Linked DNA regions of Homo sapiens: region 2 is linked to region 1. The links are chromatin loops, found by intact Hi-C in ENCODE. Cell type or tissue: mesothelial cell of epicardium. All regions are shown on one strand. Region 1 has its middle 34 kb from the start of LINC02702. Region 2 has its middle 28 kb from the start of LINC02702.

Region 1 (4,000 bases):
GGCATTGCTCAGCCCACATGGGACCTTGCTGAGCAGGCAAGTGGTGGTGACACCAGGCAACTGCAGCTCCTCTGCCTCCCAGAGATGAGGAGGCTCACACTGCCCTGGAGCCAGCTTTCAGACATGCTACTTCCTGCACAGAAGTCAGTGTAACACTAGGCACCTGCTAGGTTCTATGTATGTGCCCCCCTCAAATTTATGTGTCATATGTTGACACTTAAGCTCCAGTGTGATGGTATTAGTAGGCAAGGTCTTTGAGAGGTGATTAGGACATGAGGGTCCCACCTTCATGAATGGATTGGTGCATTTATAAAAGAAGCCTGACGGAGCTTGTTCACCGATTTTCCCTTGCCACTTCTGCCACATAAAGACACAACAAGAAGGCACCATTTATGAGGACTGAATTTACTGGTGTCTTGATCTTGGACTTCTCAGCCCCCAGAACTATCACCAATACATTTCTGTTGTGTATGAATGACCCAGCATAAGGCATTTTATTATAGCAGCAGGAAGGGACTAAGACTCTGCCACATTCGTGGGGGAAGAGAAGGGCATGGTGGCAGAGACCTAACAAGGAAATCCTCTAGAAGGACCCAGCCCAGCCTCACATAGTGAATGCAGAGTGTCTGCCTTCACTGGGAAAGGAGTGACGGGTATGGGCATTGGGAGAGGAACAGGATGGAGGGGAAATGGCAGGGAGGGAAAAGGTGGGGTCATACCAGAATATGGTGGAGGCTATTCATAAAGTAGAAAATCCCATCCCCAAGCAACCCCAAGATAATGTTATTATTATATTTTGTGATGGAAGAAACTATGACTTGGGGAAATTTAGTACAAGCAAGTGGGGGTAGGCTGAGCCTTTGAGGGTGGGAGATGAGTGGGCCCAGCACAGACAGACTGGGGCAGCCAGGGGCAGGGTGGGTGGAGTAGGACAGAGAGACAGTGGGGCTGGATGGGAAATCCTTCCCCTAAATTCTGGGAGGCTGGACTCCTGTGTCTATGCATCCCTTATGCATCTGGAGGAACAGGCATGCAGGAAACAGGGCACAGCACTTTGCCTGGGGATCTTGCAGTCCAGGGAGAAAGGCAGATGTGCACTCTGATAAATAGAATGTAGTGTGTGAGTTAGTGCTGGAAGGGGACGCATGAGTATGCACTGGGTGAATCCCGGGGGAAGCTATTGATTAGTTTCCTGATGAGGGGTCAGGGCCAAGAAAGGTTTCACAGAGGAGGTGGCACTGCTTCTATTGAGAATGAAGAGATTGGTTCTTAGGGTGTTGATACAGGTCAGTGATTTTCTAGGAGGAAGGTGTGTCTGCCCTGTGATTCAATATTTTATCACATATGATTCTCACAACAGCCAAGTCTTTATCCTTACCTCCACTTCACAGGGAAATATTGAGATTGAAGTGATGTAATGTGGTTTATGTCTTTCCCACCTTAATCCACTGACTGGGAGGGCTCCGTGTGAATGGGCCCTCTTGCAGGGGCATTGGTGCCCTCTAGGGGACTGTGGCAAACAAGAAAAGCATCAGCACCTTGGACAGGGCCCAGGGGCTGGGGAAGGTCCAAGTCTCAGGTAAGACGTTGGAATCCAGGGCGATGATCAGTGAAGCTCCTTTCCAAAACCCAGGGCCCCTGGAGTGGACACCATTATTTGTAAGATGATATAATCTGAGGTGCAAATGAACGTGAGCTGACAGACCACTGGGCTGATCTGTGACTGCTGTATTTGGAGATAGGTCTGTAGCACAGGGGATTAGTTAATGTGCTACTGTGTATGTGTGTGGGCGGAGGGGGGGGGGAAGGGTGGGGGGGAGGTGCATTTTGTCCCCATGCTCCCAAAGTCGTATTACCTTTGAGGGGCTGGGACAAGCTTAAGAGCCCCTGTAACATGCAAATATGTTAGCTGAGAGGAGATGTAGCACAGGTCAGTATGTTTTGATGGAGGGTTGATGAAAGGTCTGGATCAAGGGCCACTGTCCAGGGGGAGTGGGCTAGGGGGTGTACCAGAGTAAGAGGCCCCGTGGTATCCAAGGAACAGCAAGAAGGGGCCAAGAGTGGGTGAGGGTGGAGGATTCACTGAAGACAAACATGATAATGTTGCTTCCATGGTCTATGCTAGAGGTCAGGGTGGGATGGAAATCTTGGTCAATGAATTCTGCATTCCTGAAAAATTTATAAATGAGAAAGGTCACACAAAGACACATACATCTGAGGAGACCCCAGGAGAGAGGAAGGAATGCACAGCTACATACATATCACTAACTACACAGGAATGAATGAGAGGCCTGCTTGCACTGTTATCTGCACATATGCTGTTGACCGGACATCACAGGGTGGCATCCGAAGCTTGAGAATGATGATGATGATGAAGATGATGAGGATGCTGGTTTTCAGCTTCCTAAGTCTTCTGTACTCTCATTTAATACCTCCAAAAATCATGTTAAGTAGAAAATATTCTTTCCATTTCTCAAGTGAGAAAACAGAAGCACAGTGTAGATTAAATAACTTGCCTCAGGTCATACTGTAAAGCAGGACCAGAGCTCCCACTTGAAGACCCCAGGTCTTCCAATTTCAGGTCAAGAGCTACTTTTACTGGACCTCAGAAAGAGCCAAGAATCTCAACAACTCCTGCTTCTATGGCCCAGAACCACTTATCCAGGGCACATGGAGAGTCTGCAAATGCACTTGGGAGGGTTCCTCTAAGGACACAGACGTTGGAGAAGGCTAAACCTGGGTTTGAATTTTGGCGCCTCCTCTCATCGCTGTGTATCTTGAGTGAACTAGTCAGTTTCTCTGAGCCTATATTTCATTAGCTGCAAAATGGGGATAGCAAAATTGATACTGCAAATTGTATAGAATAAAAGAGGAGACGACATAGGAGTGACTGACAGTGCATAGAGTTACAGAGAATTCTATTTACTCCGAATGTCCAGAATCTGCCCCATTCCAGTGGGAAGCGGTTGACCTGGCAGTGGAGTGTCCTTCTTTGGAAGAATGCCACTGGAGGGGAGGTGGCAAGGGGAATCTGGCAGGGCTTTCCTGACCTCGGAGCCCGACCTCTTTCTGACCCGGGGGACCTCAACCCTGGAGATGCAAAGCAGGGCCTTATGGAGACATCCCATCCGGGCTGAGGCCAACTCCCATGGGCAGCAGCCAGGGCCTTCAGGAGGCAGTCTGATGAGGTTTTGTGCCTAGAACCGCAGGGTGGGGGAACAGCCCCTCCCCGCCCTCCAGGTTCTGCCTGGGGCTCTGCCTGCAGTTCCCGGTTGTCAGCAGGCAAGACACGGGGCAGCCGTGTGGGCACCGGTGCATGCGAGGTGATTGCCCCTTTAATGTTTAATGTGCTGAAAAACCATTAGACCCCGAAATGGACAAGTTCTTGGTTGGTAACATTAATTATTGTTAAGACTCGGTCACGCCTGCTTATTAGCAATTATGCATGGCATCTCCCAGGGTGCTCTGGGCCTTCTTCCCCTTCTTCCTTCACCTGGGGACAGCAGGTTTATGGACCACTGCCTTCAGGAGGCTGGAAAGGCAGTGCCAAGCACACAGGTGGTTGCCATCACTCCCCTCTGTAGCTTGGGCTTACTTAGGGCCAAAGAGGACCATCAGCATCTTCTGAGAGGGGAGGAGAAAGACCTTCCCATGCAAATTGGGAGGGTCAGAGGGATCATTGGATAGCATGATGCCCTTCACAAAGTATTTTGCTTCCATTATGTCATTCCTTCTATCACCCCCTTTTTTTTAAAGACAGTCTTGCTCTGTTGCCCAGGCTGGAGTGCAGTGGTATGAACTCAGCTCACTGCAACCTCTGCCTCCCAGGTTCAAGTGATTTTCCTGCCTCAGTGTCCCAAGTAGCTGGGATTACAGGTGCCCGCCACCACGCCTAGCACATTTTTATATTTTTAGTAGAGATAGGTTTTCACTATGTTGGCCAGGCTGGTCTCAAACTCTTGACCTCAAGTGATCCACCCACCTTGGCCTCCCAAAGTGC
Region 2 (4,000 bases), 62 kb before region 1:
TGAATCTGGGCGCTCCTGTATTGGGTGCATATATATTTAGGGTAGTTAGCTCCCTTTACCATTATGTAATGGCCTTCTTTGTCCCTTTTGATCTTTGTTGGTTTAAAGTCTGTTTTATCAGAGACTAGGATTGCAACAACACCTGCTTTTTTTGTTTTCCATTTGCTTGGTAGGTCTTCCTCCATCCCTTTATTTTGAGCCTATGTGTGTGTCTGCACATGAGATGGGTTTCCTGAATACAGCACACTGATGGGTCTTGACTCTTCATCTAACTTGCCAGTCTGTGTCTTTTAATTGGGGCATTTAGCCCATTTACATTTAAGGTTAATATTGTTATGTGTGAATTTGATTCTGTCATTATGATGTTAGCTGGTTATTTTTCCCGTTAGTTGATGCAGTTTCTTCCTAGCATCGATGGTCTTTACAATTTGGCATGTTTTTGCAGTGGCTGGTACCGGTTGTTCCTTTCCATGTTTAGTGCTTCCTTCAGGAGCTCTTGTAAGGCAGGGCTGGTGGTGACAAAATCTCTCAGCATTTGCTGGTCTATAAAGGATTTTATTTCTCCTTATGAAGCTTTGTTTGGCTGGATATGAAATTCTGGGTTGAAAATTCTTTAAGAATGTTGAATATTGGTGCCCACTCTCTTCTGACTTGTAGAGTTTCTGTTGAGAGATCCACTGTTAGTCTGATGGGCTTCCCTTTGTGGCTAACTCGACCTTTCTCTCTGGGTGCCATTAACATTTTTTCCTTCATTTCAACCTTGGTGAATCTGACAATTATGTGTCTTGGGGTTGCTCCTCTCAAGGAGCATCTTGGTAGTGTTCTCTGTATTTCCTGAGTTTGAATGTTTGCCTGCCTTGCTAGGTTGGGGAAGTTCTCCTGGACAATATCCTGAAGAGTGTTTTCGAACTTGGTTCCATTCTCCCCGTCACTTTCAGGTACACCAATCAAACGTAGATTTGGTGTTTTCACATAGTCCCATATTTCTTGGAGGCTTTGTTCATTCTTTTTACTCTTTTTTCTCTAAACTTCTCACTTCATTAATTTGATCTTCAATCACTGATACCCTTTCTTTCAGTTTATTGAATCAACTACTGAAGCTTGTGCATGTGTCACATAGTTCTTGTTCCATGGTTTTCAGCTCCATCAGGTCATTTAAGGTCTTCTCTACACTGCTTATTCTAGTTAGCCATTCATCTAATCTGTTTGCAAGGCTTTTAGCTTCCTTGTGATGGGTTCGAATATCCTCCCTTAACTCAGAGAAGTTTGTTATTACCAACCTTCTGAAGCCTACTTCTGTCAGCTCATCAAAGTCATTCTCCGTCCAGCTTTATTCCGTTGCTGGCAAGGAGCTGTAATCCTTTGCAGGAGAAGGGATGCTGTGGTTTTTAGAATTTTCAGCTTTTCTGCTCTGGTTTCTCCCCATCTTTGTGGTTTTATCTACCTTTGGTCTTCGATGATGGTGACCCACAGATGGGGTTTTGGTGTGGATGTCCTTTTTGTTGATGTTGATGCTATTCCTTTCTGTTTGTTAGTTTTCCTTCTGACAGTCAGGTCCCTCAGCTGCAGATCTGTTGGAGTTTGCTGGAGGTCCACTCCAGACTCTGTTTACCTGTGTATCACCAGCAGAGGCTGCAGAATAGCAAATATTGCAGAATAGCAAATATTGCAGAATAGCAAATATTGCAGAACAGCAAATATTACTGCCTGATCCTTACTCTGGAAGCTTCATTTCAGAGGGGCACCCAGCTCTATGAGGTGTCATTCGGCCCCTACTGGGAGATGTCTCCCAGTTAGGCTACACAGGGGTCAGGGACACACTTGAGGAGGCAGTCTGTCCATTCTCAGAGCTCAAACTCCATGCTAGGAGAACCACTGCTCTCTTCAGAGCTGTCAGATAGGGACATTTAAGTCTGCAGAAGTTTCTGCTGCCTTTTGTTCAGCTATGCCCTGCCCCCAGAGGTGGAGTCTACAGAGTCAGGCAGGCCTCCTTGAGCTGTGGTGGGCTCCACCCAGTTCGAGCTTCCCAGCCGCTTTGTTTACCTACTCAAGCTTCAGCAATGGCGGACGCCCCTTCCCCAGCCAGGCTGCTGCCTCGCAGTTTGATCTTGGACTGCTGCACTAGTAGTGAGCAAGGCTCTGTGGGCGTGGGACCCGCTGAGCCAGGCGCGGGGCATAATCTCCTGGTGTGCCATTTGCTAAGACCGTTGGAAAAGTGTAGTGTTAGGGCGGGAGTGTCCCAATTTTCCAGGTACAGTCTGTCATGGCTTCCCTTGGCTAGGAAAGGGAAATCTCCCGACTCCTTGTGCTTTCCGGGTGAGGTGACGCCCTGCCCTGCTTTGGCTCATGCTCCATGGGCTGTACCTACTGTCCAACAAGTCCCAGTGAGATGAACCAGGTACCTGAATTGGAAATGCAGAAATCACCTGTCTTCTGTGTCAATCACGCTGGGAGCTGCATACTGGAGCTGTTCCTATCTGGCCATCTTGGAATGGACTTCCTCTGGTAGTATGTTTTAATTGATTGCTTTTTATTTGTAGTGTATTTATAGATTTTTGCTTTGTGGTTACTATGAGGCTTACAAGTTCTTCTAAACAGACAGCAACTTAAATTTGATCACAAAAATAAGAAACAAAGGAAAAACTAAACAAAACTCTACACTTTAACTCCACCCCTTGCTACATTTTGACTTTTGTTGTCTCAGTTTACATCTTTTTATTTTGCCTATCTCTTAACAGGTTACTGTAGTTATTATTTCTGATAGTTTTGTCTTTTAGTCTTCATACTAGAGACATGAGTGGATTACACACCACAGTTACAGTGTTAGAGTATTCTGAATTTGTTCACTTACTTTTACTAGTAAGTTTTATAACTTCAAATGCTTGCTTTTTGCAACCTTTCTTTCAGATTGAAGAACTCTCTTTAGCATTTCTTGTATGACGAGTCTAGTGATGAATTCCCTCAGCTTTTGTTAGTCTGGGAAAGACTTTCTCTTTCCTTCATGTTTGAAGGAAAGCTTTGCCAGGTACAATGTACTCAGCAGTTTTCTTTAAAAACACTTTAAACATGTTGTCCTCCTCCCTCCTGGCCTCTGTTTCTGGTGAGAAGTACGTTGCTAGACAAATTGGAGCTCTTTTATGTACTATTTGCTGCTTTTCTCTTGCTGTTTTCAGGATCCTCTGTCTTTGACCTTTGAGAGTCTGATTATTATATGCCTTGGGGTAGTCTTATTTGGGTTGAATCTGTTTGGTGGTCCCTGAACCTGGATATTTACATCTTTCTTTAGGTTTGGAAAATTTTCTTATTGTTTCTTTGAACAAACTTCTTACTCTTGCTGTTTCTCAACTCCCTCCTGAATGCCAATGACATACATTTGCTTTTTGGCAATTATTTTCTATATCTTGTAGGCATTTTAAATTCCTTTTCATTTTTTTCTGTGTATTTTCCAGTAAACTATCTTTGAGCTCACTGATTCTTCTGCTTGATCTTCCTTCTGCTGTTGAGAGTCTCTAATGTATTTTTCAGTTCAGTAAATGCATTTCTCAGTTCCAGGACTTTTGTTTGATTTTTTAAAAAATTATTTCAACCTTTTTGTGAAATTTCTGTTAATTTTCTGAATTGATTTTCTATATTACCTTGGAATTCACTGCATTTCCTTAGAATTGCTATTTTGAATTCTTTATCTGAGAGTTCACACATCACCATCTTGTTAGGGTTGATCACTGGCTCTTTGCTTTGTCCATCTGGGGAGGTCATGATTCCCTGTTTGCTGTTGTTTCTTGTGTATGTACATTTATGGATTTTCATTGAAAGATTAGTTACTTATTCTAGTCATCACTGTCTCACATGTTCTGGTCTTTCTAGGGTATATTTGCTTAAAGGTTCTTTGTAGCTGTCTGCAAGTCTCCTTAATCCTATATTGTTGCCTCTCTTTCTTGGCACTAGGTAGTGCTTTAAGCTCAGGTTTGCCTCAGCTCTCACGAAAGTTCAGAGCACTGTC

Evidence for each region. Hi-C counts contacts between places; a loop is a spot of excess contacts. Peaks named below come from ENCODE experiments on the same cell type or tissue, not always from the same donor. Only the 100,000 strongest peaks of a DNase experiment are listed, where the experiment ranks them.
Region 2: a loop joins it to region 1, with 15 times the contacts of the local background. A loop is called at or near these places in 1 of 110 quality-filtered maps.

What each region holds. Positions count from the first base shown.
Region 1 is chr11:116,603,261-116,607,260 of GRCh38, reverse strand. No RefSeq gene overlaps it. Among named protein-coding and RNA genes, the nearest start is that of LINC02702, 34 kb to the left of the region's middle. In mesothelial cell of epicardium, no CTCF peak of the experiment used is centred here; a DNase peak (open chromatin) is centred at 1,540.
Region 2 is chr11:116,665,215-116,669,214 of GRCh38, reverse strand. No RefSeq gene overlaps it. Among named protein-coding and RNA genes, the nearest start is that of LINC02702, 28 kb to the right of the region's middle. In mesothelial cell of epicardium, no CTCF peak of the experiment used is centred here; no DNase peak of the experiment used is centred here.